Regions from separate parts of the Homo sapiens genome. Here regions 1, 2, 3 and 4 are each linked to region 5. The links are chromatin loops, found by intact Hi-C in ENCODE. Cell type or tissue: B cell. All regions are shown on one strand.

What was found. Hi-C counts contacts between places; a loop is a spot of excess contacts. Peaks named below come from ENCODE experiments on the same cell type or tissue, not always from the same donor. Only the 100,000 strongest peaks of a DNase experiment are listed, where the experiment ranks them.
Region 1: it touches region 5 in a loop (7-fold over the local background); 102 of 110 quality-filtered maps call a loop at or near these places.
Region 2: it touches region 5 in a loop (9-fold over the local background); 42 of 110 quality-filtered maps call a loop at or near these places.
Region 3: it touches region 5 in a loop (12-fold over the local background); 47 of 110 quality-filtered maps call a loop at or near these places.
Region 4: it touches region 5 in a loop (19-fold over the local background); 39 of 110 quality-filtered maps call a loop at or near these places.

What each region holds. Positions count from the first base shown.
Region 1 is chr3:151,275,389-151,280,388 of GRCh38, forward strand. All of the region lies in intron 16 of MED12L (mediator complex subunit 12L), which reads left to right. P2RY14 (purinergic receptor P2Y14) reads right to left here and starts at 3,154. Exons shown (of 3, transcript NM_014879.4): 1 at 2,899-3,154. In B cell, no CTCF peak of the experiment used is centred here; DNase peaks (open chromatin) are centred at 1,433 and 3,053; H3K4me3 peaks cover 2,923 bases; H3K27ac peaks cover 5,000 bases.
Region 2 is chr3:151,154,035-151,159,034 of GRCh38, forward strand. MED12L (mediator complex subunit 12L) reads left to right here. Exons shown (of 45, transcript NM_001393769.1): 6 at 2,127-2,296; 7 at 4,655-4,765. Among named protein-coding and RNA genes, the nearest start is that of GPR171, 47 kb to the right of the region's middle. In B cell, CTCF peaks have their summits at 2,801 (motif pointing right) and 3,003; a DNase peak (open chromatin) is centred at 2,797.
Region 3 is chr3:151,165,858-151,170,857 of GRCh38, forward strand. MED12L (mediator complex subunit 12L) reads left to right here. Exons shown (of 45, transcript NM_001393769.1): 11 at 1-125. Among named protein-coding and RNA genes, the nearest start is that of GPR171, 35 kb to the right of the region's middle. In B cell, CTCF peaks have their summits at 2,604 (motif pointing right) and 2,809; DNase peaks (open chromatin) are centred at 2,644 and 4,064; H3K27ac peaks cover 1,167 bases.
Region 4 is chr3:151,836,677-151,841,676 of GRCh38, forward strand. The region is part of intron 1 of AADACL2-AS1 (AADACL2 antisense RNA 1); the gene reads right to left. Among named protein-coding and RNA genes, the nearest start is that of AADAC, 25 kb to the left of the region's middle. In B cell, CTCF peaks have their summits at 2,528 (motif pointing left) and 2,730; a DNase peak (open chromatin) is centred at 2,485.
Region 5 is chr3:151,225,129-151,230,128 of GRCh38, forward strand. All of the region lies in intron 16 of MED12L (mediator complex subunit 12L), which reads left to right. All of the region lies in intron 1 of P2RY14 (purinergic receptor P2Y14), which reads right to left. Among named protein-coding and RNA genes, the nearest start is that of GPR171, 24 kb to the left of the region's middle. In B cell, CTCF peaks have their summits at 2,777 (motif pointing right) and 2,977; a DNase peak (open chromatin) is centred at 2,793; H3K27ac peaks cover 1,675 bases.

The DNA.
Region 1 (5,000 bases), 50 kb after region 5:
AGAACATGATATCTAAGGCCTTTGATGCTTTTCAAAAACAACAGATGGGAGGTTTCAGTGAAAAATAAAAAGCTAGCAATTTAATTTATACCGAGTAAAGACAAAAATTTCAAAGGAATCTAATCAGATCTAAAAGCATATGACCAGTATTTCACTTTGACTTTAAAGAACAGGTGGATTGAGAAGCTTTGCTGTGGTAAACTTGGTGTTTCGGTGAATTAATGTAACCAAATGATTACTATAAAAATAGCATTCATTAATTACTAGATTTATCCTTTTTAAGGGTGCTAGGGAGGAAAAGAAAATTCCCTGTAAAGAAGAACCAGAAAATTTAGTAAAGAGGGTTTTGGAGACCTGATTCTCATGCTACTTAGGAAGCTGAGAATTTAAAATAGATTTTACATAGTTTGGTTGTAGGTATTTTTTCTCATTAAGATAGGATATTTTTACTGAAGTTGATTTATCTAGCTGTGCTGCTCAGACTTTTAGGAGGCAATGCATCTTTTAGTATTGCGGGGTGATGGTGGGGAGGCTATGGGTGTAGCACCAGACTTGAAGCTAATTTGAAATCCCAAGTAGTAGACAGCATCTGGCCAATGAAATGCCTTCTTAGCATCCAGTATGAACTGGCAGGGTGATCATATTGATGATCATAATTAATTTATTATACAATCAAGGACACTTTTGAGATAGAAAGGAGGCACTATTTTCAATTATGCCCAGACAACAGGTGAAAACTGGATCTGTCCCAGGACATGGGGTCACCCAAAACTGAATGTGCAACAGAATTACCTGGAGGGCTTGTTAAAAGAGATTGCTGGGCTCCACCCCCATTGTTTCTGATTCTGTAGGTTTGGGGTCAATAATTTGCATGTCTGACAAGCTCACTGGTGATGTTGATTCAGCTGGTATAGTATCTGCACTTTGAGATCCACTGCTCTATCCAAACAAACTTGGCACTCTTGTACTGATATAATTTTCAATTAAAGGAAACACTCCTTATTGTCCATCATCCTCCACTAGACAGCCTTCTGCAGGTGAGGATGCTCATGATGATGGCAGAATATGCTTGTGTTGGTGTCAGCCTACCTCCTGGACTGGTCTGTTTTTGGTATTCTAGAGACTGCTCACACTGGGAGGTTGAAACAGCTCACTTGTGACCGACCTAACTTCTAAGGATATCCTGGGGCCAAATGGAATAAACCTGTGACTTCTGAGTTCATAGAGCCTTAGGCTTAGGGAAGCCTCAACATCTAAATTCACTCAGAAGCACTTTATAGAGTGAACGTTCTTCTAGGGAGCCGTGTTCTTCTTCTGTTCAGCACTTTAGAAGCATCATAGGTGGCCTTGCTCAGGATAGTCACACCCTCTGTACCTGCTTCAACTGTGAAGTGGGCACCGTAATACTTCAGGAAATTATACTTCTTCCTCTGCACCCGGCCCACTTCCCCTGTGTCTTCATGCTTTGAGTACCTTGGAATCTCCCCACTGTTCTTTTGGTTTTATTTTTGTTTGTTTTTGTTTTTGAGACAGGGTCTCACTCTCTCGCCCAGACTGGAGTGCAGTGGCCCGATCTCAGCTCACCACAACCTCTGGCTCCCAGACTCAAGCGATTCTCCTGCCTCAGCCTCCTGAGTACCTGGGATTACAGGCATGCACCACTACCACCCAGCTAATTTTTGTATTTTTAGTGGAGATAGGGGTTTTACCACGTTGGCCAGGCTGGTCTTGAACTCCTGACCAGCCTCTCCTGAGGCCACTCACCTTGGCCTCACAAAGTGCTGGGATTACAGGTGTGAGCCACCATGCCTGGCCTCCTTGTTTTTTTTTTTTCCAGACATGACAATATAGAGTTCATTCATATATACCAATGTGTTAATTGTGTGCACACAATTGTATGCATGTTTGTATATATAGTATTCATAAATTTTACCGAAATATAAAATTCATTGCATGTTTACAAATCATAAAATATGCCATTTTGGTATTTTCCGAGTGCATTGTTTTCTTTTTAACTTAATGGCTAGGTTTTTTTTTAGTGCTAAAACTGATTATCAAGTTTGTATGTTTTAGAAAGATGAATATACAAACTATTTATTTTTTTACTAGTGTGATCTTTGATTCATTTTCTCCGTAGGATTGATTGTCCTTGGTTAACAAAGTATATGTAGACAAGATGGATTGCATGGGCTTGGTTGAATAAGCTGACATTGTGGGTCTGTGCTAATTCTCCTGAATGTAATTTAATTTATAATGTTTAAAGAATTGTAAGTAATTTAGCTGATTAGTCATAGACTATAAATAAGTAGCATATGAACTCAAATATTTGCTATGCCTAGGACAGATATTTCTGTGATTTACAATTTAAAGGCATTTTATTTTAGTAGGTGTTAATGGGGTTAACTTATCCTAATAATGACAAAGATAAAAACTTTTACCTATATAAGTGTATGTACAAGTAAATGCAACTATATATCTGTACACATATGCAATTGCAAACAAAGACATACTGACCTAAGTATTATGCTAATCGATTTTGTAGTTTTGAGAAGCAATTTTAATACACATTTACGAGCTTTTGAAATGTTTGTCCTGGATGAATACCTTTTAAACATTTTCCTTGATATCTCTTCATCACAGATATATTTTGACAGCCACGATTGGAAATCCTAAATCATAAATGATAATATTTCAGTATTGGATCCCCATATTAGCATGGGGAAATATATTAATATACCAATTATAGTTGTCAAACAAAAAGTAACCTACTGAGAAAAATGTGAGTGGCAATGGTTCAGTGTTCCTCAGCTTTGTTGCTGCCCAGCTCAGAAATCTTTTCTGTTCCCATGCACCATTCACATACATGCAAGTCATTTCATGGAAAAGCTGTTTTCTTACCTGCGTCTAGGCCTTCATCTGTGAGAGTCATGCTTCACTCATTTTGAAATACCTCTCATTGTAGGCTCCAAGGTAACACTGTTACAGAGTTCTTGCTCATCTTCAACTACGGATGAAAATCAGGAACTTGACAGAAACCACAAGATAGTGGGTCCCTCTGCTGCTGTTGTCAGATAGAATTTATTGAAGACTGGGACGTGGAAACAAAGAGGAAGGAAGAGACGTTTTAATCTCTGTGGGTGTTAGGCTGACTTCTGAGCTAGTTCCTTTCCTCCAGTAATGCAAAAACAGTCCTGCTTTCTTATTTCTCCTCCTACTTTTCCCCACATCCCTACATCATCTGATGCACAGCCAGGCAAAAACCTGTTTTCTTTTCTAACCTTTGCCATTGTCAAATTCAACATGTGGTATGAGGTGGAGAACTGATGTGTAAGATATGGTTCTTTCTGAAGCACCCTCAGAAAATTGTCAGCAGCTTCACAGTATAACGTGCAGAGATGGGTAGTTGGAGCTACCTGGAAATGCGGAATTAACAGAATAAAGAAGTATTTTGACACCAATGTCGACATATTCTAGATAAGAGGTGTTGCATTGTCATTTTTCCCACATTAATTTTCCCATATTTGAACATTACTGATAAATAGATCACAAGTAGGACTTCAGATAAACTCCTCGTGTGTTAACATTTTGGTGTTTGTGCTGTGTTACTATTTTGAAAGTCTTCATATTTTTAGTTCCTTTCAGGCTCTGTAATATAATTGGTGATGTCCTGCAGTGCTCCACTGTCTTTCCCATTGACTATTAGTGCCATTAGATTTGGAAGTTTTCAGAAGATGGCTACAAAGTCCTCTTCAAAGTGTATAACTCAGAACCAGAAAGAAAGAAGACAAGGGGCTGAAAAGCTTACTTTATAAGGTTCCTGCATTTTAAGTGTATTTACTTAGGCTGTTCCATTGCCAAATTATGGGTAACAACTAGTAAAGTTCAGCTTGCCTTAAAAACATAGCTATACATTTAGTTATAATAATTATAACTGGCTTATGACATGCCCGTTACTATTCTAGTTGCTTTATATGTACTTGCTACGTAGGAGGCAGTGTTCTGGACATTGGAGATGGAGTAGTGACTGACACATACCCAAACAGTTATTTCCCTCATGAAGAGTATTTTCTTACTTTCTGTCTCACAGACTTGCTAGTCACTGTTGATCCTTGGCAAAGACCTGTGAGACACAGAGCTTGTTTAGAGAAGTTCGCCATTTCTCCCTGCCAGAGGGACTCTTCTTCAGACCCCCAGCGGGCCCCAATAGTCCTCACTGATGCTTTGATTGAGGGGCTAAGAATACTGATGTGCATAGAGAGGCTTGTTAGCTTCAGCTGCAGTGAGATCTGGTAGGTAAATAAACTTAAGGACAAGTGGATGTGAGGAGGAGCCGCTAGAGCCTGGTTATTACCAGGGCACATTGCAGAGTCCTCCAGATGTAAACATTTTGCTGATTAAATTGATGATTTGGCAGGAACCGTATCTCTAAGGTGCGACTCTCAAGACTTCCCTGATTTATTGCAGGAGATGCTGTTTACTCTGACAGTCTCAAAAACACCCATTAATTGTTCCGGGTCCCTTTTGTGCTTCTTGACTTCCCCGTGGGGTGTTTCACATAGATGTTATTGAGTATGACTGGGGAGAACATGATAATTTGTTGCTTCTTGACTTCCCCGTGGGGTGTTTCACATAGATGTTATTGAGTATGACTGGGGAGAACATGATAATTTCTTTGACTGGAGCTGCTTGCTTGCCTCTTAATGCCAGGAGTTGCAAAGTCCAAGGCCAAAAGGATAGCCCTACAGGTGGTCCCCTCGTGGCAGGTGGTACAAATGGGTTGGACTCTGTGTAAGACACTTGGGAGTAGAGGGAGTATGGAGAAATGGAAAGCTAAAGGGCCCACCCAGGGGGACAGTTGTGTCTGGAAGCTTGCCAGAGTCATGGGCCTCATCTTGGGATGGGCCAGTGTCTTCAGAACATTAAACGCTGATTTGCATGTACTGTTCTAAACACTCTGTGTGTTTTAGCTTGATTACTCACAATGGCTCCATGAGTAAAGT
Region 2 (5,000 bases), 71 kb before region 5:
CTGTCCGCTCATTGGTCCGGTTTCATTACCATTCTCTAGTCGTGAATAATTATAAACATTATTAATAATTATTAAGGAGTACAGTACTAGTCACTATGTGTTATTTTCTATTTTTAATTTTTAATTGCAGTTTTACTAATCCGCATCCACTCGACTGTCTTATGTCCCAGAGCCCTGTAGCTATCTGATTGACATAACTTTAAGTCAGTTAAATACACTTAAAGCACAGGGTTAAGAGGGCTTTATTTATGGACTCCCAAAAGGAGTTCAGATTGTGGAATAGTATATTCAGCAACGTTTTTAAAAAAGATATGCATATGTTTATAGAAACATTCATGCATACTTAGAGTAGAAAAGATGGAAAGATATATATGAAAATATTTTGTGATTATAGGTGATGGCCTTACAGATGGTTTTTCTTTTCATGTCTGCAGTATAAATTTTCTATAATGAACGCGTATTTCTCCTATATTTTAAAAAATCTTAAAAAGGAGATATACCCTAGACAAAATAGGGGTGTATGAATGTGTGTGTTATTAATATTTTTAGCTCCTGAGGCTAAAATATTCAGTGGGGATATTGAGAATAGTACCATACTGACAGTGAGTTAATAGCAAGGGTTGGCATACAAAAGTTAGGATTTGGATCCTTGTTATTTTTGTTTTTGCTTATTATAGCTAAGCTAAACTTGTCTCATCTGATGGTTGGTATTTCGTTTTGTTGAACAAGTGAGTGTCATGAGACTGTTAGTCCATAACAGGACAGAAGAACATGATGACATAGATAGTTTACTGTTTTTAATGCCAATGGACTAACTTTAATATCTGTTATCGGTGCTTTCAGAAAAACTATTAAACTAGGAACAGAATGTCGACCTAGTATTTGTTCGTCTTTTCGCATTGGCTTGTTACCGAAGTTTAACAACTCCAGCGTGCATTTGAATTTGAATTTTAAATAAGACACAATTAAAATAAGTGGTTTAGATGAAAACTTAACAGTAGTTATCTCTGGGTTCTGTTAAATAATTTTAAGGGTATTTAAAAAGTAAAAACAAAGCACTCAGTGACTAGCAGATGTTTAGTTTCTACTCTTTCTTTTGTCAAAATAGAAGGTGGGAGAACCTATTGCTGAATAATGGGAAAACAGCATTGTGTGGTAATGTTTCAGTAGGGTGTTTTCTTCTGAAATGCTGTTTTGCTAATCCTTGGGGAAATTTGGCTGTGAGCATGCAATTATTACATTTTTATCCACAGAATGGGCTAAAGTTGGCATCACATCCCTCATGGTTGCCAGAGGCAACACACTGATTTAATTTGTGCCCCTGTGGCAGACATTTTTGAACAATTTCAGTGATTTTTTTCCTGTTGCTACTTTGGTTGTTTCCTTTCCAGTATCCCACTGTTTGTTGCTCCCCAACCTCTCTGATTTCACCCTCCCTGAGTTTTGAGACACTTGGTGTTGGTTGAGGAGAGTAGAATAATTGAAGATCCAGATGATTGTCCTGAGGGAAGCCATGCGGGTGTCCCTGACACATCCTGGGGCAGTGCGGGTTGGAATGCTTTCATGGTCCAGCCCGCAGTGAATGAATGTCTGTCCTCTTAAAGACTGACAAAAACAAACAAATCTTAATTAGGCATATTTGAAATTCCATGTGGAGCCTGAAAAATGGATCCTAAGAGAGCTGCTTTTGGGGGATTTTGAATTCTTTTGCTGTGGAATTTGAGATTCCTTGAGATCTCCCCTTCACGATTCTGTCCTGCTTTGCCTTTGTTTTTTTGATATACTAACTGATGTTTAACAAGGAGGATCACCAGATGGACCCAATTCGAGAGTGAACATCTCTTCTCCTAGGTTAAGAGTCACAGAAGCACAAGGGTAGAGCTGCCTGTTTCTCCGAGAGCTGGCTGCTGCCACAGGGCAGGCCACCTCACACTAGCATGCGTTCTCTAAGGGCTTTGGGTGGGTATCCTTTTCTGAGCACTGCTTGTACAGGCACAGATCATTTTTAGGGAGCAGATGTTTGTTTTATCAGTACACCCTCGAGATAATCAGAATGGGGAAGAAAACATGTAATTCTTGTACCCATTGTGTCTAGAAACTCATATTTTTCTTTTTTTAAAATGCAGAGTGGACACAGATATCTACCAGATATCTTCGAGAGCAGTTGGCCAAGATTTCTGACTTTTACCACATGGCCTCCAGCACGGGCGATGGCCCTGTCCCTGTGCCACCAGAGGTGGAGCAAGCCATGAAGCAATGGGAATACAACGAAAAGCTAGCATTTCACATGTTCCAGGTAACCTTTTGAAGACATGCAGAGTTGTGTGCAATGCTTTTAAGAAGACAGCAAATTCCTTATAGTTTGGTGTTCTGGGGTTAAATCCTATTTTACATGAACCAATACATTCAAAGAAAGCAGTCTGACATTTCTCACATCGAATTGTATTCAGGGTGACACATCTGCCCTGGGATGACAGCTTATTATACATATTGATCTCCAGCTTTCAATCATGTTAGCTCTTTTAGTGCTATTAATTAGTTCGTAATTGCACTATTAAATGTAATCCTTCTAAACCTTTTATTTTGCAAAATTGGATATATTTATTTAAAAACACCTTTGTGCTGATGCCTTCTGTGGTAGCAGACCTCCTTTAGACCTAAGTTGTTCCAGAGAAAGGTCATCTTAATTCAGCTGCAGCTGAAAATACAAACAGAGCTGAGGGGAGGGGTAAGGGCGTTTAGGAATGACTGAACTCTCACCCAGACAAGCTGATGTAAATAATGTTGACCAGAAGAGGGCGTTTGGGCTCTTAATTACCTTATTCATGGTAAGGTAAGAGAGATGACTTCAGTTCAAGTCTTATTATTAGCAGAGATTTTAGTGCCTGTTATCTTGATTAAAGAGGGAGGGGACATGTGGTTTCTAAATTTTCCCTTTAGAACCTTTATTATAATTTTCATGCTCCTCTTCTAAGAGGTCAACATAGGAAAAAATAAGGTCTTTTTGAGAAGTAATATTGTTAGTTTTTAAGTCAGTAAAAATAAATTCTAGTTCCATTTAGAAGAGGGACTACTTTAGTGCTGCCCTGAGCTTTTATGACTTTTACTGGGCTCAGAATTTAGTCTGCATCTTGGAAAAAGTATCTCTCAGCATGTTTAATGGTTCTGGAAGAATTACGTATTAGGAGTATTGAAATTAGAATTTTTTTTTTTTTAAGAAAGCAGTTAGGTCCTAAAGGAATGAATATAATCGAAATAGTAATGTTAAAATTTAAATGTTCATTATATTTTAATTTGCCGTATTCTGAAATGTGAAACACACCCTAATTCATACACGTGAAGACATGTATATGCAGAAACAAGGGCATGGGTATATAAACAAAGCATCTACAGGATGGACTGTTATTTATGAAGATTCTCTTTGTTTTTTTGAATCTTGAATTTACCATCTCTTATACCTTAATGGAAAATTCCATTTTGTCTCTTTTTTAAAAAAATTTTAATTAATTTTTAAATTGACAAATGAAAACTGTATATATATTTATTTAGAACTCACTTTATTGGTCTTAAAATTTTAAATTGCACTTTTTATGTGACTTTTTAACTATTTTTGACTGTAAACATTTTAAAAATTAGAAATTAGCAAGATGTCATGTCAATGTGGCCTCACTGTAAACTTTGAAATACTACAACTGTAATTTATCAGTGTAATATTTTCACATGAATCCTTGATAACCATTGCAGTGGAACACTGGTAATACATAACAGTTGCTAGGAACAAAGTAAGATTTCATATGAACTACTAAGTTTGTTACCAGAATGACCATAAAAGTATATGTCTTTCCCAGAAAACAGTTTTTTGTTTCTTTCTTTCATTCTGTGAATCATAATACAAAACTATAATAGGATATTAAATCTATATGTGCATAGAATGTCATAAAATAATGTGTTTATCTATGTGTATATGCATATGAAGGCAAGAGACAAAAGATGTTTGTAGTGCTTATATCAAGATTAGTGGTCTCTATAGGGTCTGTGTCACCCCCGTGGGGCATTTTTGGAAATTGTAGGGGGTATTACTGTTTTTTATTGTAGTTGTGTTGAAATGTTTATACATTATTTTATCATAAATTCCTTTCATTTCTGTATATTAGGTCATTGATTTTTAAGGTTGTATTTTATAGATAGGTGATAGTATCTGAAACTAATTTTGGGATAGTGGAAGAAGCTATTAAGGGGGCATTGGGTCTGATGGGATTTTCACACTTTTGTTAAGATGATGGCATGAGCAGTGCTTATCTTCTTTATAATTATCACTGTTACCCAAGTTTCCTTCTATGAGCATGAGTTCATACTCCCCCGAAATCTAGCCAGGACCCTGACACACACTGGGGGTGTGAAAGCTTCTGAAATTTTTTTTTTTCATTGTTGGAATGAATTTTTCTCAATTTGGAGCAGATTTCTAAAAAACAAAAAAAACTATACAAAACATATTAGTTATTTGTTTTGTTTAGAATTTGGACTGTGAGCAATGAGACTATGTTTAACAACAACAAAAACAGTAGTACAGTTAGACTTAAGCATAAGAATGACAGTGCCTTTTTTGTTTTTTTTCTTTAACATTATTAATGTAATTTTTCTTTGTTCATTTAAGGAAGGAATGTTAGAAAAACACGAATATTTGACATGGATCCTGGATGTTTTAGAAAAGATCAGACCAATGGATGATGATCTTCTTAAACTCTTGCTACCACTAATGCTGCAGGTATAGTACATGTCCCCTTGAGGCAGTTGGTTTTATGGGCAAGAAATGAGCCTGATAAGAATGATTAGGTAAGTGGAAGAGGAAAAGGAAAAAATATCCTGTTGAAATGGAAGGAAAAAATGTCTTTGATGCTATAACACATGAAGTGATAAAGGCTTCTAATAAGTTTTAGCCATCATTTGTGTTAACCATGTTGGTAGTTTTTATCCATGTGTCCTAATTTTTAAGTAATTTT
Region 3 (5,000 bases), 59 kb before region 5:
GTCGGGTTTTGCACACGTTGGAAGTTTTGGATCGTCACTGTTTTGACCGAACTGATTCCAGCAATTCCATGGAGACACTTTATCATAAGATTTTCTGGGCAAACCAAAACAAAGATAACCAAGAGGTAGTTAATTTTTTTTTAATTCTTTTCACCTTTTATTTTCATAGTGTTTTTTTCTTCTTTCTCATTCAGGAAACTCTGGCGAAACCTTTTCTATGAAGTGTAGTATCTTATGAAGACATACACACTTGAAATCATTCTATTGTTGGACTAAGATTACCTACCATTATTAAAATGAAATGTCAGTGGGGCTTATCTACCTAGGAATATTGATATATTGACGGGCAAGATTTTTCTTGGCCCTTTTACCATCACTTTCCAATTTTAGTTTTAGAAGAATATCCTTCATTTAGTGATTGGACTTAATATGGTGGGTTGGCTTTAACTTGGGGGAATGTATGTTAACATTTAGCACAGCAGAGGGCAGTGCATGAATACCCGTGGTCATGATCTTTCAAAAATCCTTAGACAATGTGTTAGGGTTCTACAGAGAAATAGAACCAATAGAAAAAAAGTGTGTGTTAAGTGTATGTATATATATGTGTATGCGTACATATATGTTTATATCTACCTAGAGAGAGAAAGGGGGGGAGAAAAGAGAGGGGTATTTATTTTAAGGAATTGGCTCACATGATTATGGGGCTGGCAAATTTGAGATATTCAGGGCAGGCTGGAGACTCAAGGAAGAACTGATGTGGCGGTCTTGAGTCCATAGGCAGTCTGGAGGCAGAATTCTTTCTTCCTCTGGGGACCTCAGTCTTTTTTTTTTTTTTAAAGACAGAGTCTCACACTGTCACCTGGGCTGGAGTGCAGTGGTGCAATCTCGGCTCACTGCAACCTCTGCCTCCTGGGTTCAAGTGATTTTCCTGCCTCAGCCTCCCGAGTAGCTGGGATTACAGGCACCCACCACTATGCTCAGCTAATTTTTTGTATTTTTAGTAGAGATGGGGTTTCACCATGTTGGCCATGCTGATCTTGAATCCTGATCTCCTGATTCGCCTGCCTCAGCCTCCCAAAGTGCTGGGATTACAGGCCTGAGCCACCGCACCCGGCCGGGACCTTAGTCTTTTAAGACTTTCTATGGGCTAGATTAGGCTCACACACATTATAGAACATAATCTGCTTTACTCAAAGTCTGTTGATTTAAATCTTAATCACATCTTAAAAAAATCTTTTTAGCAACAACTAGACTGGTGTTTGACCAAACAACTGGATACAATAGCTTAGCCAAGTTAATATCTAAAATTGATAATCACAGATAATTTTTATCTCACACATATCTAGCAATAGATTGTTTCATGAATGAATTGCCCCAAAACTAGGATATTCAGTTGTTTTTTTCCTCAGCCTTATTTGGGGAGAAATAAAAAGTTTGTCTTCTTTTCACAATGAAAACTGCCGATGATAATATCCAGCCTGTGCTAGGCACTAGGACTGCAGAGTTAAGTTTTAAGACACCTTCAATACCTTAGTTAGCTGATGGCAAGCATCTTTGATATTTCAACTGGCTTTTGGGAATGCATATGTGGAAAGAAAAGATGAAACAGCAACAACAACCACCATCAAAAACCTTTCCTTCTCTTACCTTTATGTGAGCCTGATACATATTCCAGATTATTATTCTTTTTGGAATAATTTTTGATTGATCACCCTGCTTCTCAAAGATATGGTTCAAGACTAATGGTGCCAGCTAGGATCATTCAGAACGTTGAGAGCAAGGGACTGATTGAGTGTGCTTTTTAAATTCATCGCGAGTTCAGTAGCAATGCCTCCCTACTTCAGTGGAGCATGCTGATATAATCCTCTGCTTACTGAGGCAAGTTAGAGTGCTACGTGCTCTTTTTGGGTGGAAACCTTAAAGTGTGTTTTTAGTAAAGACTTTCTTAGATAAAAGACTTCATGAATACTAAGATTTTTAATACATATAGGTGAGTTATCTGGAAGGAAAGTAGGGATACCCAAAATTCAGGGGGATCTTGGATTGTTTAGCTTCTTGCACTAAGTATTGAGTAAAAGCTACATTGTTTCCTGGTGAGGGTTTTACCAAGATTATCATAACCACCTTAGTTTTGTGGTTAGCCTGACTATATACCTTCAGAGTGTATGCACTGGCTAACTTCAGGATTATTGCCCCATTCACCTGCAGACACTTAAGTTACAGCACTCTCAAGAAAAAAATAGGGGTGTTTTTTCAAAAAAATTCAAGGGCAGAAATTATGTTGCAATCTTTCTGAATGAAATCACACTGTGAGGTTCTTTGTAAATCACAGATATCTCCGGAGTGGGTGCTTGCAATGAGCCATTAGGGTGCAAGAAGGTTATTAGAACTTCTGTTCAGATTATAATTTTCAAAAGCTTCTTTTGTCTCTGGAAATGAATGTAATTATTATGATCGTATAGGTATAGAAGTTATAAATAAGTGTGTGTTGAAAGTTTTTACTAAAAAAACTCTTTGAGCTGAGAGGGTGTGTGGGAAATGTTTGGAAATCACTGCCGGAAGCTTCCCCTACCTGAGTGACTTCTCCAGGATTCAGAGAGGTGCGTGCCACCAGAGGGCGACATGTGCTCAGGACTGAGAGTCCTGGAGGCTCTAGGCACGCACATTTCTGGAAGGGCCATCAGTGTTGCCCCATTTAGCAGTAATTATTTTGAATGTTGACTCAACTTCAGAAAGACTTGATGAAAACTACGTTTTCAACCCATAATTCAGATTGGTCACCTTTTCTTAATAGTCTGGCAAAAAGGATAACAAAATAGATGGATCCTTCTGTAATACTTAACATTAAATTATTATTAGTATTTTTCCAAGACAGTCTCAGTCTGTTGCCCAGGCTAGAGTGCAGTGGTACTGTCTTGGCTCCCTGCAACCTCTGCCTCTCAGGTTCAAACAATTTTCATGCCTCAGCCTCCCCAGTAGCTGGGATTATAGGTACATACTACTGTGTCCAGCTAATTTTTCTATTTGTAGTCAGGCTGGTCTCAAACTCCTTGCCTCAAGTGATCCATCTGCCTTGGACTCTCAAAGTGCTGGGAGGTGTGAGCCAGTGTGCCTGGACTAAATTAATTTTTAAAATATGTCGTTGGTATCTGTATGTATGGTATATGCATCAAGGTATATATGTATATGTAATCAAGTTTTATCTCTCTATTTACTCCTTAACAGGGGTTACTGTTTTCTTTTTCTTTGTTTTTTTTTTTTTTTGTTTTTTTTTTTTTGAGACGGAGTCTCTGTCTGTCTCCCAGGCTGGAGTGCAGTGGCGTGATCTTGGCTCACTGCAACCTCCACTTCCTGGGTTCAAGCAATTCTCCTGCCTCAGCCTTCCAAGTAGCTGGAATTACAGGTGCCCTGCCGTCACGCCCGGTTAATATTTTTATATTTTTAGTATAGATTGGGTTTCACCATGTTGGCCAGGCTGGTCTCTAATTCTTGGCCTCAAGTGATCCACCCGCCTTGGCCTCCTAAAGTGCTGGGATTACAGGCATGAGCCACCGTGCCCAGCCCTGTTTTCTTGACTGCAGAGTCACTTTGCGTATTTCTGGAATTCATGCATGTGCTGCAGCATCATGTTAACTGATCAGCTGGTGATCTTGAGTAAGTTACTCAAGGCTTTGTGCAATAGTGCCCTTCCTGGTTAAGTAGGCATAGAGTACTTGCCCTTTTTTTCTCTAAGGAAACATGAACACTTTGAGAATTATAAGGCACTATACAAATATGTTTTAAAAATTGTTAACAATAATAATATAGCAATTATTAGTATTATACTGGAAGAACTAATGTGATGATGCTGTTCTCTGATAAGGAGTTACGTGTGGTTAGGATTCAGAAATTGGTCTCACTTCTTTAAAATATACTTCCCCTTTTTTGTTTTCATAATTCATTCAGGATTTAGATAGCACGATAGATAAAACATGATCAACTTCTGTAGTTGCAATAGGTTGGAGGTTTGCTGTTACTAGAAGTCGTGTCTAGGTAGGCCTAGGCCCCAGGTTGCATAGCCTGCTTCTTCACATCTGTTGGGAAAACCTGAATTTCACCCTCCTTGATTCCTTAATTCCCTTTTCTCTGGAACTGCGACAGGGAAATGCAGTCCTCTCTACTTCCTTGTAGGGAGGGGAGAACTTCTGTCTAAATGGGAGAAGTTTGTGTGTGTAATCAGTTTCAGTATTGGTGAAAGCCTGTTGAAAACTGCAGTGCATGGGATGAAGGCATCCGAGGCCTGGGCCCTGCCTTGTGGTTGGACTGTGGTCATGAGAGTGGGAGTAGGAGCTGATTCTGTGCCCACATTGGGGTGTGCCAGGCTATGTGGTGTGCCTTCACTGATTCCACATGGAATGCACTATTTCTTTTTTTCTTTTTCTTTTTTTTTTTTTTTTGAGATGGAGTCTTGCTCTGTCACCTAGGCTGGAGTGCAGTGGCGTGATCTTGGCTCACTGTAACCTCTGCCTCCTGAGTTCAAGCCATTCTCTGCCTCAGCCTCCCGAGTAGCTGGGATTAATAGGCGCCTGCCACCATGCCCGGCTAATTTTTCTATTTTTAGTAGAGATGGGGTTTCACCATGTTGGCCAGGCTGTTCTTGAACTCTTGACCTCGTGATCCACCCACCTCAGCCTCCCAAAGTGCTAGAATTACAGGCGTGAGCCACTGCACCTGGCCTGGAATGTGCTAATTCTTTACTCTCCCTCCCTGTTGCCCTTTACCGCCCCATTTCCTTGGCCACTGTTTCTGTGTCTGGGCTTTTGGGTATAATGGCAAGGGAGGTGAAAATAAAAATCTCAAAAACCTGAGTGTTTCCTTATTCTAGATCTGTGCTGCTTAGTTTTCCATTCAGAGTAGTGTGAGATATAAAGATGGTAATACTGAGGTCAGGGCTCATGTCCCACAGTGGCCAGGCAGGTAGTGGGAATGAGTCGGGGGATGCTATGTATAAGGCAGCCTGG
Region 4 (5,000 bases), 610 kb after region 5:
AATCTTGGTACCAGTACTTTAAATTATTCTCTTAGAATAAATATTCACAATTTCTTTCTCTTGATGCCAAAAAGAGATTAATTAGGGCTGGAATTATTTCCAATGGCATTTCAAAAATTCTTAGCTCCTCCTCTCCCTAGGCTTGAGCATTGTTATAAAATTAAAAATAGCCCATTTTGGAAAGTCCAAGATTCTTTAAAACTGAAGTCTCTTATAAAAAATCAAGAGGAGGCTGAGAGGAGGCTTCTCTCTCATTTGCCAATTTCTTTAAAACAAGAGGCACCGTTGTCAGTACTTTTAAAGTGCTGAAAAAGACTACAAGCCTGCAAAAGAAGGCTGAGTGTTTCATTCTAGAGCTGTTTTTTCTTAGTGAACATCCATTGACTTCATTTGGAGGTTGTATCTGAGTGAGCCCTCTTTCTTACAAGTAAAGTAAAACACCAGTCAGCTGAACTCTTTATCAAACATACTCTTCATTTATCTCTTGATGACACAATGTCACTCTTCCCTTTCAAGCTGAGCCTTCAGATTCTCCAAAGGTTTCGACCTCCCACAAAGTCTTCACGAGGTGACTCGCTCTTCAAGGAGCCCTGCTATTATGCCATATGGTGTTATGACTCAGCAAACCTGCAGTCCCTTCTACTTCCGAGACCTGGAAAGACATGTTCTAACTGCTTCTGGATGAACCAGGCATACCAGTATTAGTTCATGCCATCCAAAAAGAAACTTCATGTTCTTTTTAACTCTAAATTACTAAAGCTAAAAGTTACAGTCTTCTGATCTTCAAGAGTTCCCAGAATTATGCTCTCTGGTGATTAAACTCCCTTCCCTAAAAAGTGGCTCATCCTAATAGTGCAATGTTCACTATGTGTCAGCTTTAAAATTCTATGCCTGTAAAATACTCGAAGTTTAGAGAATGCATCTTTTTTCAAACGCTTCTTAACTTTCTGAGGGTGAGGACCAATTTAACAGGATTACATGTAAATTGGCCTTTCAGCTATGACCATTTCAAATCTTGGAAAATTTTTCTCCTGCATACGCTTTATCCTTAAGTAAAGATACATAGTATCTATTTAGAGATCTAATCACAACTTTATAACCTTTAAAATATTTATTCTATAAATTAAATACCAAATATGAACATATAGCGTGTACACATATGCATATATGTACATATGTATGTGTGTGTATATATAGGTATACACATATACATAAAATCTCAAACAAAGAAATTGTCAATAAGATTAAACTGTGGCTCCCTGGAGTATACGAGAAGTTATATACATGAGCTAGAACTCAATCAGTAATTTGGAATTGAAGATTGGCTTAGGAAATAAGAAACTTCATACTTTATACTAATTTAAGTAAAACACTTTGCTTGAATATATTTAAGTATATAGACTGTTAGATGAATTCTATTTTTAATCTAATTAAATTAGAAGTAACATGCATTAGTATATTAGCTAAATCTCATTTATTTACAGTGAATCGAAGTTGGACATATTCCTTGAAAATATTTTGAAAATTATTTTAATGATTAAGAATCAATTAAAAAGAGATTTTACTTTATTTGCTAAAGAATGACTTTCAATAGTTTAGTCTCAAAATTGTTACACATGATTACCAGTGTGAAATATATGAGCAAAGATAAAAATAATACCTCCCTGCCAAAAACAGCTCCTGTTAGAAAATATTTTATTAACTAATCAAATAATCTTCTGGTAAATACAGAGAGATGTTTAAAGGTTGCAATCGAATTACAAGGACACAATAAAACTAAAGGAAATGCAAGAATGCCAGAACCGTTTATTAATAAAATACTGATTTATACAATTGATATTAAAAATGACAGTTATTTTGTCGTTTTCTTTTGAAAATAAGCAAATTATGCCTGTAATCTCAGCACTTTGGGAAGCCGAGGTGGGCGGATCACGAGGTCAGGAGATGGAGACCATCCTGGCTAACATGGTGAAATCCTATCTCTACTAAAAATACAAAAAATTAGCCAGGCATGATGGAACGCGCCTGTAGTCCAGACTACTCGGGAGGCTGAGGCAGGAGAATCACTTGAACCCAGGAGGTGGAGGTGGCACTGAGCAGAGATTGCGCCGAGATTGCGCCACTGCACCTCAGCCTGGGCAACAGAGCGAGACTCTGTCTCAAAATAAACAAACAAACAAACAAACTATTATTTAAAAATTAATGTAAAATAATGGATTAGAAATTATTACAATTTACTTCTTCAGCTTAATCATGTATGATTTCCGTACAGTTTTCACTTAGAAGACAATAAGAGAGAAGATGCGTATCGTCAAATGAGTTTAGATTTTTAAGTGCTCAATTTTCCAATACAGTGCAAAGAAACTGAAATTGCTTTCGGTCAGAAGAAAATAAGATAAAATTCAGTAAAAAGGAAATAAAGCCAAATGCATTCAGTTGGAACGGAACTCCGCCAGTTAGTGACTACAGCGTAAGGATTGTTTTCTTTCATACGTTCTTAGTCTGCCCCCTTGTGGGCTCCAGAAAGCTGTTACCCAGCATAAGCTAACGTGATAAAGTTAGATATCCAATAAAATCATGTTTTAATAATTCCTTTAATGTGGTTTAGAAAAATGTCTAAACTTGCTTTAGTTTATCAAACAAAAGCATTTAAAATTATAAATAAATATCTCAAAACTTACACCTCTAAATAAATTGAAAGAAGATATTTCCTTTAATTCCTAAAATTCTTTTTAAGAATGAAATTACCCATCCTGGGCAACATAGCGAGAGTCTGTCTCTAAAACAATTAGCCAGGGATGGTGCCATAGTCCCAGCCTCTCAGCAGGCTGAGATGGCAGGATCCTTTGAGCCAAGGAGTTTCAAGTTTCAGTGAACTGCCATCATTATGCCACTGTGCTCCAGCCTGGGCTGAGAGAGGGAGGCTCCATCTCTCAAAAGAAAAGAAAAAGAAAATAAATTACTATATAAGCCTCATAGAAATTGGAACTATAAAGCAATTGTCAAAAAATGCTATCTGAAACAATCTAGCTGAGGTGGGTTTTTTTTGCATTTATTTAATGTTCCATGTATAGAATGGAAAGCATTTATGACTTCTTTGTAAAAATAAACTGCATTACTATTATTGGAGAGACGAAGAGGCACATTAACTACATTATCTTCTTGTAATTGAAAATTGCTCCGATGGAGATACTGCAAGTTTGAAGATCTGAACTTCATTGCCGATGTCATTGTCATTCCTTGATTTGCCTAAACTTAAAATTTCAACATTTGTAGATTAAAAGGTATCCTGTGATAACCATCTCCTGGCATATTTTATAACTAATAGATAAATATTGTTGATGTCTTTTAAATTAAATTCTTAAATTTTTAGTATTTAAATAGGCAATCACTAGGTAACTATAATCAATATGCTTGATTTTGTTTTTTATTACATATTCCATATGTTTCATTTTATCTTCTACATTACACACAGTCCTTCCATGAATTCAGGCATATGTTGTTTTTTCATTTTTGGCAGTACAATACACTTTTGGCTTTCCATGTTTAATTGGATGAGTAGATTCTTACAAAAAATAAGACAAAGAATAAACACTAATATTTCGATTAATTATAATACCATTTTCTCAAGTAGTGTTCCAGGATTCAGTATGACCATAACCTTTAAGTAAAGTTCAATACATTGTTTCAAGATAGAAAGCAAAGTAAAACCAGGTGGTACAAACTAAGTTACATGCTCATACAGGCCCACGCGCATGTGTGCACACACACACACATACACACACACTCACAATTTTCTTACCAACACATCTCTCTGTAACTCTTTGGTGATCCTGGACAAGGTTCCCACGCCTCTTTGGATTTAGTTTTCTCGCCTATGAAATGGTACTATATCAGCTGGTCAATATTTTTTTGAACTGAGGTCTACAGATCTGCTTATGTGTCCACAAGTGGTCCAGTAGAATTTTAAAGTACAGTTTTCCCTCAGTATCTCTAGGGAATTGATTCCAGGACCTCTCACAAATACCAAAATCCATTGATGCTCAAGTTCCTGTTATAAAATGGCATAGTATTTGCAAATACCAAAATCTATTGATGCTCAAGTTCCTGTTATAAAATGGCATAGTATTTGCATATAATCTAAGCAAATCCTCCTCTATAGATTATATGCAAATCCTCCTCTATTCAGTCATGAATCACTTAACCATAGGGATACATTCTGAGAAATGTTGTTAAGCAATTTTTTTGTTGCGTGAATTTCATAGAATGTACTTACACAAACCTAGATGATATAGCCGACTATACACCTAGGCTATATGGTACAGCCCTATCACTTCTAGGCTGCAAACCTGTACAGCATGTTAGGGTACTAAATACCACAGGCAATTGGAATACAACTGTATTAGTGTATCTAAACATATTTAAACATAGCAAAGGCAATGCCATGCACTATAATGTTAAAATGGCTGTGATATCACTAGACAGTAGAAAATTTTCAGCTTCATTAGAATGTTATGGGGCCACCATTGTATATGTGGTCTAAAACATCAATATGTAGCACATAACTGTACTTTAAATAAGCTCTAGGTTACTTATAATACCTCATCCAATGTAAATGATATGTAAATAGTTATTATACCATGTTGTTTAAGGAATATGACAAGAAAAAATGTCTGCATATGTTTAGTGCAGATGCGATTCAAAAAAATGTATTTTTGATCCAGGATTGGTTGAATCCACAGATGTATAACTCATGACTATGAAGGGATGACTGTGCTTTGTTTTTATAATTATGGTAATATAAACACATACACAAATTGTGGATCATTTAGATGACCACTTTATAACTGGGCACAGCCATGAAACCAAAACCTAAAGTCGAGGTTTTGAATTTTTAAAATTGAAAAATCTTTGTAGTCCTCATAGGTACTCTTGATAGTCCACAAGTGCCCAAATTTGAGAAACGTTTCTCAAATTCCTTTCAGCATTTAATATTGATT
Region 5 (5,000 bases):
TGACTCCTTAGGGCTGGGTAAACAATGTCCTATGTTTCTAAGTCATAGACCTGTCCAGGGTGCCCTCGACTTCACAGAAGTTGCTGTTCTCTCTCTGTAATTGGCTACACTCCCCTTATTTCTCAGAAATCCTTCTTCTGCTTAGCTCCTGTGTTAGTCTATTGTCTGCTGCTATAACAATACTACGTATTGAGTCATTTATAAAGAAAGGAAATTAATTTGGCTCATGGTTCTGGATTCTCTGAAGCTCAAGATGGAGGGGATGCATCTGGTGAGGCCTTCCTGCTGCATCATGGTGGAAGGGCAAGTGAGCATGTGAGACCAAGAGAAAAAGAGGGCCAACTTCTGCAGTAATACCATTAATTTGCTCACGAGGCCTTTGCTATCATGATCTAATCATCTCTCAAAGGTACCACCTCTTAATGCCGTCACAATGGCAAATCAATTTCAAATGAATTTTGAAACGGACACTCAAACCGTAGCAGCTTTCTGTCAGATCCTATCGGTAGCTGTCTCATCCGTGTTCTGCATTCCTGTGGCACTCTTGTCCGTGCCCTGTCTAGGCTCAGTCAAGGAGAATCTCACTTTCTCCTTCACCCAGAAGAAGGAACTCTCCCACCCCCTATCTTTTTTCATTACCCACAGCATTTGATGTTTGACACTCACCACACTTCTCAGAAGCTGTCAGGGACCTAATTTCTAAGTCTGTTGTCTTTTTCTCAGTTATTCTATTTCCTGACCTCTTTGCTTGCAGTTTTTGATATCATTGATTTCCCCTTGTTGAAATCTGCTGTTTATAAAGTACATTGTAACCTTTGGCTCCTGTGTACCCCTGATATTTCTTCCTTTGCCAAGGCCTTTTGTTCATTTGCTCACTATAAAGCCGTCAGAACATGCTGCCATGCCCTATGGAAACACATCAGGGAACTCTCAGGAAGATTCCAGTCTAGGGGGAGGCTGAACAGAGGGACACTTCAAGGTATGACATGGGGTCATCATTGAAGGAGGAAGCACAGGAACACAGTGAGCACGTATCTAGTTTCAGAAATGGTGGCATCAGGGCAGCCTTCCTGGAGCATGTGATAGTGAAGATTGACAAATGAGTTGGCTTTAGCTAGGCAAAGAAGAAGGAAGGAGTTTTGGGGTGAGAGAGCTATAGGAACAGGCATCAAGACTGACACGAGAGGCTGTCACAGTGGGGGAAAATGGATGGCCTAAGCTCTTGGGTAACATGATGGAATCTTGCCAATGAGTAAACGTTTACGTTACAAATGAGGACAGTGATGCTTAAAATGGTTAAGTGATTCATCAAAGGGCACCTAACACATAGCCAGACAGTATTCAAACTAATGTCTGATTGATTCCAAGCCAGGGCTCCCCTGCTCCTGAAAGAATGTGGGGGCAGCATGTTTTATATGAATGTGATCCTTTACACAGGCCCTTCAACATTTTGCTGGAGTCGCATCTTGAGAAGTCAGCCAGTGTTTTTTTTTCAAGAAAGGAATGTGCATGTGTGTATGTTTGAGAGTATATATATTATTTTTGTTTTTGATCTGAGTTTTAAGGTTTTGCATGAGGTGGATGCCTTCAGTTTCTTCAGTTATCTTCCAGATACTGCGGCATAGAGAACCTCCTTTTGATTTGCCAGTTTCTAAAAGTATTTAAAATGAGTTTCTGATTTTTTGACTCAGTTTTCTATCTCCTGCGTTGATATCCAAAGAGAGATACAGAGTCGGACTATCATGAATGGTGATTACAACAGGTAACGTTAACCTATAAATGGTGGAAACTCTTCTGCAGGGAGAAACCCAGATCTGCTGCATGTGGTTTGGATGCCACACGCAGATCCCCTGGGGCCCCTGGCACAAGGAGAGCTCTGCTTGCTGCTGTTTGTCACCTTCAGCCAGTTTTCTCTGGCAGGAGATGTGAGCTCAAGATCAGGTCACTTGATCCTAACTCCTGCTGCTGTGACCCATCGACTTTACCTTCAGTTAGAATCCAGGTCAGTGACCAACATGTGTTAATGTAACTTAAAATTGGCTGAATGGTGTGGCCACATACTTTCATTGAGGAGCTGTGCTAAGTTTTCACATTAGAAATATCTAAATATTCTTCTTAGGCTGAATTGCAGATACCCAAGAACTTCCTCCTCCACCAAAGCATAAATTCGGCCCTCTCTTGATTCCCTCTTGATCTTCGTATTCACAGTCTTTACAACCCATAAAGATAAAAGAAATCTGAATTTCTGCTACAAACAGATCCAACTCTTGATTATGTGTGAGAATGGTAAGGGGGGACGGATTAGGTTGGATTTATAAACTGATAACGTCCAAACATAGTCTTTACTTTGTATTCTAATCGCTTCCCTCAAAACACTTTTGGCATAGCTTGTGGCAGACTGCAAGTCTAGCATATTGGCATGTCTAAGAACTCCAGCCTGTCTTCACTTTGTGATTATGCAAATGGATCATGGGAGCTGTCAGTGGAGGGTGAGGTGTGGCATAGGCACCTCATGACCTCCAATGGATACATAGTCATGCAGTCTTCCCGAATGGCAAACTGGGGGCCAGGAAAATGGCCACCCACTGTTAGCCTTTACTCTAGGGACTGCATCTTGGTAGTCAGGATGGACCTGTAATTTTTTGCCTATAATGATTGGAATAGTCCAGGGTTTCTCAGCCTTGGTACTGTTAACTGTTTTTTTCGGTTTCAGTTCTTTGTGGGTAGGCTGTCTTGTGTATTGTTGGGTGTTTAGCCGCATCCCTGGCCTGTATCCACTAGGTGGCAGTAGAACGCCATGGTTTGTGCAACCAGCCACGTCCCCACACATTTCTAAATTTTCTTGAGAACCACTGGAATGACCCCTTAATGGTAGGTATGTTTCAGATGATTTTGATACAGGAAGAGAATTTAGCTTTCTTGTTGGGGTCAGACCTTAACTGTAATTGAATAACTCATCAGCAGTAAGTAATCTGTATGCTAAGGTCTAGGAATGTGAAGTGTGCTTTATTTACTGCTCTGTTGGAATAGTGGACAGAGGACAGACAGTGCAGCATAATGATTACATGCATGCTTGTGGGATACAGTGGGCCTTGGCTACATGTATGGCGCTAGAATATTGCGATAATTATTAACTGCCTTTGTGTATCAGTTTTTACATGTCTAAAATGAGGGGAGAAGTAGTAGCTACCTCAGCTACATCTAGGGTTCCTGTTCCCATAAGAATCAAATACCTGGTGTGAGGCAGGCTGTGACTCAGTGGGAACATTGCGCGTACAGGGAGTGACTCAGCTGATAACAGAATAAACTATCAGGCTCCTGACAGTTTCCCCTCTTCTTTAAGTTGATTTAAGTTGACGCTCTTCTACACTGAAATTCAGGGCTGCAGGAGGCACAGTAGACCCTTTGCAGAGTGCTCTGAGCTTCCTCCAGTATGTGGCCCAGCAGTGCTTGAACAAGGGACAAATTGGGAGAGGTTTTGCTTCTGATGATCCCTCTATTCTAGTCACAGGAAGTGGCACTCAACAACAGAGTGTATGTATGAAGTCCAGAGTGTTTCAGTTCTAATTTACCAGTCCCTACACAATGCTAATCTTTCATGAGAGTGGCACAAAGCTCTGCATCACTCCTGGCTTCAGGGTTTTGGGAACCAATTCTTTTTTCTCCTGGAACTAGGTTGAGCTGCCTGAATTACTGAATTTTTTCCAGCCTGTTCTTCTGCAGCATTGTTTTGGAATATGTGGTCCTATTCCCTGGGGCCAGGCAAGGAAATGAATCCATGACCTCTTTTCGCCTCACTGAGATGGTATTTGCATTTCTCAGGCAAGCAGTACTCAGATCTGCAGATCATGGGGCTGTTAGACCATTAGTGGTTATCCTTTGCTGTGAAGATGAAGACAAATTTCCATGTGTGAGAAAACAACAGCTTTAACTGCTTAGCTGAATATCAACCACTTGTGTGTTTGTTCAAGATTCAGGCTTATATAGCCAAAGGAAAAGAATATAAATATCCAGAATTTTAAGTGGGAGTAGAAATACTGTACAGAAGTGATTCCCATATACTCTCTAACCCAAAGTGTTGTATGTTTCCTCCCTGTTTTGTGTATTAATCCCTGTTAGAGGGTTCTTTGATTTTAATAAAACATACTGTGGTAATAACTTATAAATTCAGCAATTCTTTTTTTTTTTTTTTTTTTTGAGATGGAGTCTTGCTCTGTTGCTCAGGCTGGAGGGCAGTTTCGTGATCTCCGCTCACTGCAACCTCGCCTCCCGGGTTCAAGCGATTCTCCTGCGTCAGCCTCCCGAGTAGCTGGGACTACAGGCTCGTGCCACCATGCCCGGCTAATTTTTTTTTTTTTTTTTTTTTTTGAGACGGAGTCTCACTTTGTCGCCCAGGCTGGAGTGCAGTGGCACGATCTTGGCTCACTGCAAGATCCGCCTCCCGGGTTCATGCCATTTTCCTGCCTCAGCCTCCCTAGTAGCTGGGACTACAGGCGCCCACCACCATGCCTGGCTTATTTTTGTATTTTTAGTAGAGATGGGGTTTCATCGTGGTCTCAATCTCCTGACCTCGTGATCCGCCTGCCTCGGCCTCCCAAAGTGCTGGGATTACAGGCATGAGCCACTGCGCCAGGCGAACTGAGCAATTCTTAAACGAATTTGTGTTTTATTAACTAGAGCATGCAACAATGGAGCAACTGTATTAGTTGCAAACTTAGTAGGACTTAAGGGTGAAAGATGCACTTTTATGCAGCTTGAAGATGTTGTTCAAGTTGTATTTGAAATCAAAGACCTTTACTTTTTATGAGTCCTAGGCTCACATGTTGGGATCTGTTTTTTTGTTTTTTGTTTTTGTTTTGGATATGGAGTCTCGCTCTGTTGCCCAGGCTGGAGTGCAGTGGTGCGATCTCAGCTCACTGCAAGCTTCGCCTGCTGGGTTCACGCCATTCTCCCGCCTCTGCCTCCCAAGTAGCTGGGACTACAGGTGCCCGCCACCACGC